Linked DNA regions of Homo sapiens: region 1 is linked to region 2. A link is a contact called in ENCODE Hi-C or POLR2A ChIA-PET data. All regions are on one chromosome and are shown on one strand. Each heading gives the region's core, a stretch centred on a gene start or an enhancer-like site at or near the end of the contact. The rest is flanking DNA. Distances are from core to core; before and after follow the strand shown. Region 1 has its middle 170 kb from the start of LYPLAL1. Region 2 has its middle 130 kb from the start of LYPLAL1.

Region 1 (5,935 bases), core at 361-2,860, 43 kb before region 2:
GGCAGAGTAAGATCAAGCCTGGAAGTTTTTCTTAGTCTAAATTTAAAAGGTGCTACTCTTAAGTTTATCCAATGTACCATTTTGTTTCATGACTGTGTCCTGTTGCCAGACTGATTCCCACTCTCTCCACTTTGTTTTCATGCTGCCCTCTTGATCACTACACACATGAACACACAAGCACATACACACAAACATGCATACACACATATGCACATGAGTACACATACATACATGCATGCATAGGTACACATGCACACAGGCATATGATCACATGCACGCACACTCTTTTCTTCTTTACTTGATGTTATCATCCCTGAGGAACTTTCCCTATCAGAGGATGGGCTTAGATGCCCTTATTTTATGCTTCAAATTATGCTTCATTAACAGTCTGTTCACATCTCTCTCATAGCATTTACCTCATCATACTGCCTACACCTCTTTCCTCTCCATATATCAAAGTTTTGTGAAGCTGGGGATCACATTTCACTGTGTTATCAACTTCTAGGTTAGCTCCTAACACAGAGTAGTTTCTCAGTTCATGCTGAACTGAATGAACTATATGTCTATAACCATCCTAAAAAGGATTTCTCTGGGAATACTTTCAAGAGCACTAAAATAAAGAGGGTCAAGACGTGGGGACTATCTAGGTCAATTATTTGTATGTAGTCAGTCCAGTGGTTATGAGCCAGGCTCTGAAATCAGCAGACCTGTTTTCACCTTTTCACAGTGTTGAGCAAGTTACGTAACCTCTCTAAAGCCCAATTTTCTCTTTTATGAAAAAGAAATGATGTTCCCTACTGCATGAATTGTTGTCAGTCTAAAATGAAATAATCATATGAACTACAGTAGCAGTCAATGATATAATAGCTGAGATGGTGATAGTAGAGATTGCCTTTATATTAGAGATGATGTTTTACTCCATCACCAAGATATGTAAATTCTACAAAGTGGAGATTTTTGTCTTTTTTTCATCCTTTGCCATTAGAGACAGGATGGCAAAGGAAGTTCTAGGAAGTTTCTGATATATAGCAGGCACTCAATCAATTATTTGTTGAAAAAATATGTAAATATGGGGTTTTCTCCCGGGAAAGGCAATAGATTATACAGCTTCATGCACACTCTCTGGCTCTTCTGAACATTTGCTAGACAGCTGGCTGCATATTTACCATAGACTGTACAGTAATCAAACCTGATGATTTAACTACCTAAAATTTTAGCTTATTAGGTCAAATTAGTCGAGTATATCAGTACTCAAGAAGAATGAAATGGAGAATTTAGGAGATAAAAAAAGAAGACTGAAGACATATTCTTTCTTGAAAATCTATCAGACCTGGAAGGAAAACCATGTGTGGAAGTGACCCAGAAGAAGCTGAGGAATACACAGAATGACCTGCAGAGGCCCCTTTCAGCACTAATGATCCATGAAGGAGATTTACAGACCCACACGAATTGACCCCAACCAAGCCTTGGCTTGCTACTTTGCTCCCACGTTGGCCGGTGTTCTCACTTCACTCACTACAGCAGCTCCTTCCAACCCTGCCCTGCCCTCAGTCTCTGCTGCTGGAAATGACCACTGGCCCATGGCCCAGAGGGCGTGGCTGGCACTGTGGAAGTGGGGTTTGCCTGACTTCTACATAAAGGCAGCAGCTGGGCAATACACACAACCTGAGCAGAGCTGCGTTTGTTTTATGGACAAGGCTCCCATGTGAAATTGACTTTCCCTCTTTGCTGACTTGGCCAGGTTAGCAGTGCTCACTGCTGGATCACAGGAAGCACATATTTGCTACAAAGTCTATTTGGAGACCCACATGGCCCTCAGATGAGCAATAATCCAGATTTCTTATTTTATTTTTTTTTCTTTTCCATGGGAATAAGAGCATTTCTCTGCCAAGGAACATATTTTAAGCTTTTCTTTTGGCTGCTCCTGTGGGGGAGCTCAAGGGCCTGGTGATTTTTTTTTTTTCTGTGCATCAAGGAGAATCTGGAGCCTTTTGTGAAAAAGAAGGGAAAATATGCTTCATGCACCCAATTGACCTGTCTCATCCAGTGAAAGAAGTTTTTCTGACAAAAGTTGAATTCATTATTTCTTGACAGGGATGGCAGGACATGTGAGAAGAAAGTAATGGGTTATTTGAATCATTCTAGCCACACCTCTTAATAAAAAAATAAATTATGTTGTGCAAATATTTTGTAGATCACAGCATCTATTGGCAGCTACATGCTATTTTTCCTTTTGAATAAAAGGGAAAACAAAAAGTGACAGAATCCTGGGGGGTGGTATTATTTTAGTTCTGATGAGTAACAAAGCCTGGACAGTCTTCTTTGTTTCAGGACAAGGCCCCGGTGATTGTGGAGGCATCAAGAATCCTTCTCACAGCTTTTTGCCAGTGACAAAGAAGGAAATATGGAGGGTTCTGACTTAAACAGTTCTTGTATCAAGACTACTTTTTAATGAAAGAATTTGGGGGTATTGGTTGTTAATTAGCATATGGAGCAAGGGAGAACACTGATCAACATTCAGAAGCCAAAAGCCAGACCTAGCTAAAAAGGAAAAGAAAAAGAAAAAGAATGGCCAAAAAGTGAATTAATCAAAACCCTGGGCATAGCAGCTTGTCCAGAAATAAGGATAAGAGAAAGGAAATGGAAAAGTGGTAATAAGGTAAAAAATCAAGGAGCATTTTTGAAAAATCATGGTTAATAAGAGCAAAATTGATGATGTCAGTTTAAGAGAAATGTGAATAAAACACAGAAAAGAGGCTAAAAAAGAGGAAGATTAACAAGAAGCAAAATTGAAGTACTGTCAGAGGTGCTTGTGTGGTTTAAAAACACATGTTACCTATAATAAACAAGATTTGTCAAGTCTCAAATAAAAGAAACAAAATAGGGGTTTTGGTGTTTGTTAAAATACATTTCAAATTACCTTCCCCAGGCTGAGCTCTTCTCTCTCTCTGCCCAGGTTTCAGAGAGGCAGGGCGTGCTCTTCCTGGTCTCTGTTTCCCTTCTAATCAGGTGTTTCCACCTTGGTCTCCAGCTTCTAGTTAACCTTTACTTTCTAATTTGCAACTTCTTTTTTATGGCCCCCCACTTATGGGGCTACCAGCCTATATGTGTAAATATGATCACATACACATTAAGCTCTGATTCTCCCCCAAACCTTCCACCTGTCTTCACAGGTCTCCTGGGGATGTCCTGGAAAGTTGGTTCAACACAGCGTCTCTCTGCCAGTATCCCTATCTTTTCATTCTTTTCCTGCACACATGTTTGTGTGCCAAATGGATGCTCAGTACCAAAGCCCTCTTATGAAACTGGCCCTATTTTCCCATAGAACTGATGTTTATGGCTTTTTTGAAAAAAAAAAAAAAAAATAGAAATTGACCCTCCTGGTCTTAAAAGTTGAAACTTATGTTTGTCTTATCTGAGTTCCTTTCTCAGAAAGACCCTCAGTTCTCCCAGACGGTATCAAGGAACTGACACTCCTCTTCCTTACTTGTCCCTAATTCCTGTTTCCCTAACTGACCACCTGCTTTCAGTTGGCCACCTTTCCTTCCTTACCCTTTCTAATTCCTGTTTTCCCACACATAGTCACACTCCTTCCTTGCTGTATAAACTTTCAATTTTAGTCAGTTAGAGATACAGATTTGAGACTGATCTCTCATCTCCTTGGCTGCAGCACCCCAATAAAGCCTTCTTCCCTGGCAATACTCATAGTCTCAGTGACTGGCTTTCTGTGAGGTGAGGAACAAGCCCTAGACCAAACCCCTGGTGTTTCAGTAATACCTGGACTCCCTTCTGTGGATTTTCCTAGAGGGCAGCCTTTCCTTGTACAACTCCATGTTCCAAACATTGCTGACCCTGGGGCCAGAGGAACTGATATAAATAGAATAGGATGGAAAACACATCACAGGGATAAAGGAGAACCACTCGTTGAGTGTGTGAGTATCACATTGAGGGGGTTGGAAGACAGGGACAGCATTGGAATGAAGTAGTCAAAATTTGCCTTTGAGTCAAGCCTGCTATAGCCATGTCCTGTCCATGCTTCCTTCCTTTCATTTTCCTCCCTTTTTTCAAAAACCTTCTTCTGAACAGCAGTGACCTTTCCAATATGTGTTTGGAGGAAGCAAAAGAAAGAAAGGTGAAGGGAAATGGATGGGATTGCTCTCCACCTCACCCACCCCAGATCTCCTCCTAACCTATTAGGGTTCACCTCATGCAGGCATCAAGTTAAAGTCTGTTTGTGTTCTCACCAAAACTTGCCTTAGAAATGTATTTCCAGCAGCACACATGTACATCATTTCTCTGGATATTTAATTATAACTTACAGTTTCCTAATTGCATCTTAGAATGAGAGTTAATTCATGAATCCAAAACAAAACCAAATCCCCAAAAAACTATTCATCACAAGCAGCAGCAGCTTTCTGGTAAGGGAGAGGAGAAAACAGAGGCAGCTTCATGTGGGTATATGCTTAGGATCATTGTCATTTTATCCATTAAATTACACATTCCATTAATCTTTTAGGACATCTACTCTGTGGAAGTTGCTATATGGTTACTGTGGAGAAAAATACAAGATATTAATTCTCATGAGAGTTTATTTTCTAATAGAGGTGATTAAATATGTGTACAAACATATAATAATGATAAACAAGTGATGGTTACCTGATATATTATATTTGAAGACACTCTCTAACCTATAGTTCTATAAATACAGAAAGAAATATTCCTATTTATTAATTGAAGTTTAAGCATTACAAATCATGTGCTGAAAAGAAAGTTATCATTTCTGACTATTATGATTAGGAAAAATACTGAGGACAAAATGATATGTGAGTAGAGCTTTGAGTCACATATAGGATAAATATGGGGAGGATTTTGTGGGTGGAAGATGTTAAGAAGCCATCTCAGAAAAAAAGTTCAGTAATAAGACACTGAATATGTGTGTTGGGGGAGGTTTAATGTACATATAGGATACAGCGAGTTTGGAAAGAAATGAAATATTTTCAGAAACATCTCAAAGCAAGGATTGACTGGATATTTTAATGGACTCCTTGGAACAAGTAAAATAGAAGAAGTCAAGGAGAACTCCAATCATTTTATTATAGAAACTATTTAACCATTAGGAAGTCTGGGGATGTCAAAGGGAGAGCAGGCTCAGGGGAGAAACATGAACTAGGTCCCAGACATATAGAGCTGGAGCGGTTAGGGTGGGGCAGTAATATTCAAGAGACAATGATAATTTGGGAGAGATGTCAAGAAAATGTTAAGGCTGTTGATATAAAACAGGAAGTCACTTATGCTGTGGACTTATTTAAAACCATAAGATGAAGAATTCTGATAAAATACACGTAAAATAGTTGCAAAGTATAAAAGGATAAATCCTGGGGGAAGACTCCCAGTTAGAGAATGGGAGGAGGACAAACAGTAAGTACAGGAGAGACAAAAGAGTTTGGAAAGAGAAGGGAGACGAGAATCGTGCAATGCCCAGAAGTCAAAGGAGGAGCCACTTTCAGAAAGGTAGATAGTTTGCAGTGTCAAATGCTATAAAGAATAAAAACTGGATATGGTCTGAGAAAACAATGGGGGTTCACTGGTTTCTTTGAGTGAACAACTGCAGGCAAATGGTGTAGGGGAAGACAAACTACAGTGAGTTTACCAATGAATACAGAAGTGTAGCAGCATGTTCTGTTGGAAGTTCCATAACTCAAAGAAGGACTGAGTGTTCATTTTGAGGGGGCAGCAGATCTCAGAAAAGATTTTCTCAGGATCCACAAGCCCTAGGTGGAGGGGAATCTTTCCTTAAGAAATGAGAATTCAAGTTGCTACAGAATTTAAAGGGAATTGCCTTTAAAGAAAAATCAGAGAAAGACAAGTGTGAATGGAAATACAATTAGCTGTGGAGATACCACCTTTAGGAAAGAAGAGTGACTTACTTTTCTCT
Region 2 (5,660 bases), core at 1,245-3,744:
ACTACCCATATCTCAGTGGCTTAACAAAATGCAAATTTATTTTTTGGTCCTATAAAATCCAAAATGAGTATTCCTAATCAGCTCTCTTCTAGTTGATGCAGGGACTTGGGTTTGGAAGAAACCATCTCACATTCCACCATCTTCAATTCATGGCTAATGTCACCACTGAACAGAAAAGAGTGTGAAATCTTGTGTGGGAGATCGTTATAAGCCACACCTAAAAGGGGTATATGTGAAGACTCAGTCACAAGCAAGACAGTCGGGAAACGCAGTCAAGCTGCATTCTAAGTAGAAAGAAGAAATGAATTTGTGACCAGCTAGTTTTCTCTGCCACATACTTCCATTGCTCAAGAGCTATTTGGAATTCCCATTTTAAAGTTACTTTCAAAGTCAGTTTATGATCCTATAAGAAAAATAAGGGATGAGATGATTATATATATATATATACATATATATATATATATATGTATGTGTATATATATCATTTGGAATACATGTGGCCAAAAATTGTATTACCAGCTTATCAACTAATGTATTCATTGAGTTTGGCCTCTGCATCAATAAGGGTTTTCCGGAGAAACAGGACCAATAGGAGATTTACTTTCTATCTCTATCTATCTGTCTGTCTGTCTGTCTGTCTATCTATCTATCTATCTATCTATCTATCTATCTATCTATATCTATCTATGCATCTGTCTATGTATCTATCTATCTATCTATCTATCTATCTATCTATCTATCTATCTATGCATCTGTCTGTCTACCTACCTACCTATATATCTTAAGGATTTGGCTCACATAATTATGGAGGATGACAAGCCCCAATATCTACATAAGCAAGCTGAAGACCTAGGAGAGGTGATGGTGTAACTCCAGTCCAAGTCTAATAGGCTGGAGACCCAGGAAGAGCCAGTGCTTTCCTTCAAGTCCAAAGGAAAAAAATATAAAAAACTTATGTCCCATGTTGATATGCAGAAGGAATTCTTTCTTACTAGACTTTATGTTCTATTAAGGTCTTCAACTAATTGGATGACACCCACCCAAATTAGGGATGGCAGTGTGCTTTACTCATTCTACTGATTCAAATGTTAATCTCATCCAGAAACTCACTCACAGACACACTAGAATAATCATAAACCAAATACCTGGGCTCCCTGTGGCTCAGTCATATTGACACAAAATTAACCATCAGAGCTCCCAATAACCTTTGGTTACTTATAAAATTTATTGTTTACAAGTTACATATCTGACAGCATTAGGAAACCAGAGAATGCAATGCATTTGTTGAAGACAATTTCCAAAGAGATTTTCCAAAAGTATTTTGGACTTGGCCTCTCAAAGTCTACACTCAAGAAGATACCATTCATATGTATATATTTATATGTTCTGTATGATTGATGTGAACTAAATTACATGTATGGAGTTCATTGTCTGTTAGAAAACGCTAGTAGTAGCTGAGACTTTCAGAGTGTCAAAGATAAGATTACTTTTCATGTAACCTGAGATAACCTGGACAAATGAAATATCTTTAATCTGGAAATGGGAGAATACTGTCAACATTCCTGGGTTAAATCATAAAATACCGCATAAACAAAATGGAAGTATTGTAGTTCAGAGTTGATAGTGATGATGAAGCTGGTGGTGTTGGAAGAAAGAGGTTGTTTTGCCAAGGACATATATGGATCCTCATTTCCCCTCCAATTTTAGATTTCTCTCAGCAGAGGAATCAGCCTTGTATTTCTTTCATATTCTCACAGCACCTGGTACAGCACCCAACACAGAGTAAGTGGTCAACAAATTTCTGTTTGTAAACGATAGGGTTTTCAACAGATACCCAATGCCCTGAATATCACTTTCTGCCATTGTGCCATTATCCTGTTCAATCAAGTTGCGTGCATCAGTTTAAGACATGCACTGTTATTTCAGTGTTTTACATCAGCCATTATAGGCTTCACAATAATTTTATGGAGTCCTTGGAAGTATCATCCAATTTTGTGACCCCAAAACATCCTTTATAGATAAATGAATAGTCTTGAGGGGGAGGCATCTTCGGCTGTTTTTTTCTTCAGTATGTCTCTTTTCTAACTTCTGCATAACTTTCCATCCAGGCTAAAGACTTATGAAAACAGCACCTTATATGCTTCCTACACCAATTACAGAGTACTCTACACCCTGAAAGAAAGGGAGTATATTTGTGTCTAGAGCTCCTGATGGGTTAACTACCCATGTTACATGTCATATCTCATCACCTGGCATTCCAGATAGTCTAACATTTTTCTTTTGTGATCTCTCCTTATAAGGCTTGTACCTTTCATCTCCACACTGTAAATTCTGGTCCTTCCCATTCCTAATTTCTTGAGCCACAGTCCATGTAAGAACAGACTGTGGTCCCCTCAGTGACATGGCACAACTTAGCCTAGTAGGTTGAGGGATATGCCGAACCAGTGAGTAATGTCTGGGAACTCTTTGGCTGACGTCCTCCTGTGCAAGGACAAATTTGCATTCTCACAAGTTCTCAGAATGTTTCTCCTTTAGGAACAATATCTGACACTGGAATTTTTGAAACCTGCAGTACTGTGTCAAGCCAAGCCTCTTTGCCGATAGGAAAAATGAAAGCCAATTTTGTTCTTCATTCCTGCGACTCGTTTATTGTGCTATGACCTTGTGTAGACTAGCCTTTAATTCCCTCAGAGATCTGTGTAGACGACTTGGCATCTCAATATGTGTTTTCATGGCAATCTAGGGTCTGGTGCCTTTCCTACCCTCCACAGCCACCATTTAGTGATCACTCCTTGGACTTCTGCCTCACTTACTTTCACTACACAATTTAGAACTTAATTATACACGACTTTATATTTTTGGACTCTTGTTTCCCAGTCTTCACTGCTAATTTGTTAAAGGAATGGATTATATTTTATGCCTCTTCTGAATCCCACCCAAAGCACCTAGCATCCTGCTCTAAGTAATCTAAGAGTCACTCACTAAATAGATGCCATGACGATGAAATCATACGAATGGCTTTTGATGACATACCAGATCTTACACATTCAAATGAATGCTTTCCTTGGCAAGACTGCCACCTGGCAGGCTACCCACATATGCCAGTGATGTTATCAATGCTCAAAATAATTTTTCAGTGACTCTGTCTGCTTGAATTAAACTGAGCATCTTGGATAATTATTTAATATTTGTTATTTAGCATCTACTATAAATGCATGGCACTGTTTTTAGTGGGTACCACAAATATATTAAGATATGATTTCCTGGTCTCAGACCTTTTGCAGTTTTATGTATAGGGTCAGAAAAGGTTGTGACAGCAATTTTACAAGGTAAAATCTGGCAAATATCATATGGGAGGTATAAAGGATTATAGGGATCAGAGAGAGAGAAGGTAATTTACAGCTGAGCCTAAAGGGGACATACATCTTCAATCTTTATGTTTGTAAATCATTGTAAATATTTATTAGATAATTGTTTTGGTCTTAAGCAACAACTAAAAACTATTTAGAACTAGTTAGGGAATAAGTTATGTAAATAATTGGGTAATACTGTTAAAAATTGCAATGGAGCAATAAATCATATCCCTAGGTTGGAAACTTGTTTTGAAGGGAACTGTTTCTTCAAACAGAAAAACATAGTAGCCACCCGAGCCAATCAGGTATCATAAGATACCTATGATGTCATTCACACCTGTCTGCCATCTAATTTTTGACCATTCATCTCCATGTGCCATTTGTATTTGTTTCCTCATTTGTAAAAGTAAAGAACATAAGCCAGACCAAAGGTTTTCAGCGGAATTATGAAAACATCCAGGAGTTATGGGCTTCCCTATGAGATTTCACTTGAATAAATATATGGCAATAAAATAGTATTTGAGAATTGCTAGACTTCATCACTGTTGAGTTCTCTCACAGCTCACATGTTCTATGATCTGCACATAGTAGATGAGCTCCAACCACCAGTAACACTGGGTGACAAGAAACAACCAATTGCCTGCTGCAGATCATCTGCTCCATGGCCAAAATGTCTTGGGGATTCCCAAGCCCCAGGCACAACCCTGCTTATCTGTCACTAGCTCTCCTGTCACCTGGTTTTATTTCCCTCAGAGTAGTCATGACTCTTAAATTATTTATTAATCTACATTTGTATTGTTTTTATTACCCACTAGACTATAAGATAATCCATGAAAGCAAAAAACTTGTCTATTTAGTTTATAGCTATGTCTTGAGTAACTAGATCAGTGCCTGGAACATTGTAAACATCCAATACATTGTTGTTGAAAACAAACGCACAAATAAATAAATGAATTGATTGATTAATTATTAATATTTCATGATTTAAGATTCAAGGGAAGACCTAGGGAAGATAATAAAATATAAAAATCAATTCAATAAAGAGATAGTGGAGCATTTTCTATACTTCTGGAAATGTGTGAGGTACTGAGAATACAGAGTGAATAGACCTATTTTTGGTGAGCTCATAGTCTATTTTGTGAAACAAAGCAGGAATGCAGGGAGGACTGTATACAGGAGAATAATAATAAAACATGACAGCATATCAAGAAAGATCTCAAAGATCCCACCAACGAGTGGTGAATGGCTAATGCATGTAATGCATTAGGCATTTAGAGGAAGCAGAGGAATTCCTGTGAGCTGGAATGACCTAGAAGATCTTCAAAGAGGAGAAAAACATCAAGAATAGAAGGATGTGAAAAAGTGGGCATCCCAGACAAAGATTGGAGGTGAAAAAGGGAAAGGGACAATCTGACTGGAGAGAAAAGAAACTAACTCTTAATGAGAACCTAAGGTGTGCCCCACACTAGGCAATGTATGTTTGGATACCTTTCTCATGTGTCCTCCACACGTTCCTGCAAGGTGAAAAATATTATGTTTATTCCATAAATGAAAAAAAATTGAGACTCAGAGAGATATGGAAACTTGCCTAGATTCACAACCTCTCTGTAGTGATGAAGCCAGGATTTGCACCCAGATCAGTTTCATTCTGAGGACCGTGCTCCTCCTACACCTCACCAACATAAGGAGCTTCTGGGCTGTGGAAAGCAGGGGTGGAGAGGGGAATAGTGAAAAATAAGGCTGAAATTAACTTACTGTTAGAATATGCTCAGGGCCTGGAGTGGTATTCTATACTATAAGACCAGTGAAGGTAATGAAAATACTTGCCCAGAAGAGTGACTCTTGGAAAATACTAATTTAGGCAATGTAATCTGAATGGATGGAGAGAGATAGAAGCAAGATCAGTTAACAGTTATTGAAGCACCTCTGAGCTGAGGTAAGTACAAATGAAGTAGAAAGAAATAAGTATAATAGATGGACCTACATTTAAGAATTGTAGAATAATAGGATCATCACAGGGAGAAAGTCAGGAAGCATGTGCACCCTTAACACTGCTGGCAATGCTGCCTTGCTATGCACACCCCTTTTTGCTTGTTCCAGAAGTTCCTTTTTCTAATTAGAGCCCCTACCCCCAGTTCTCTCTCTCTCTCTCTTTTTCATTCTGTCTTTTCTTTGTTTTTGCTTATCTGTATCATGTATTTTTTAAAAAATTCAAAACAAATATGAACTATTGTAAAATCAAAAAGGAATTTGAGAAGGGAGAATTAGTTACTGGCCACTTTTTGCAAGTGATAAAAAAGAGAGGCA

What was found. A loop is a pair of places that touch in the nucleus more often than their neighbours do. ChIA-PET counts read pairs that join two places held with the same protein, here RNA polymerase II (POLR2A).
Region 1: a map of ascending aorta shows a loop between it and region 2 (2.0-fold over the local background). The contact joins two enhancer-like sites. A Hi-C loop is called at or near these places in 2 of 168 maps with a recorded cell type or tissue (K562 and ascending aorta) and 1 of 37 single-sample maps with no recorded cell type. POLR2A ChIA-PET finds 5 or more read pairs at or near these places in 4 of 52 experiments (A673, BJ, HepG2 and 1 more).

Annotation. Positions count from the first base shown.
Region 1 is chr1:219,343,891-219,349,825 of GRCh38, reverse strand. It overlaps a transcript of LYPLAL1 not described here. Among named protein-coding and RNA genes, the nearest start is that of LYPLAL1, 170 kb to the right of the region's middle. Within about 2 kb of position 1,610, at least 7 of the 41 ENCODE cell types and tissues checked have a DNase peak (open chromatin) inside an H3K27ac peak, as active enhancers do; they include ascending aorta, where a contact is called at or near this core.
Region 2 is chr1:219,301,830-219,307,489 of GRCh38, reverse strand. It overlaps a transcript of LYPLAL1 not described here. Among named protein-coding and RNA genes, the nearest start is that of LYPLAL1, 130 kb to the right of the region's middle. Within about 2 kb of position 2,494, at least 4 of the 41 ENCODE cell types and tissues checked have a DNase peak (open chromatin) inside an H3K27ac peak, as active enhancers do; they include ascending aorta, where a contact is called at or near this core.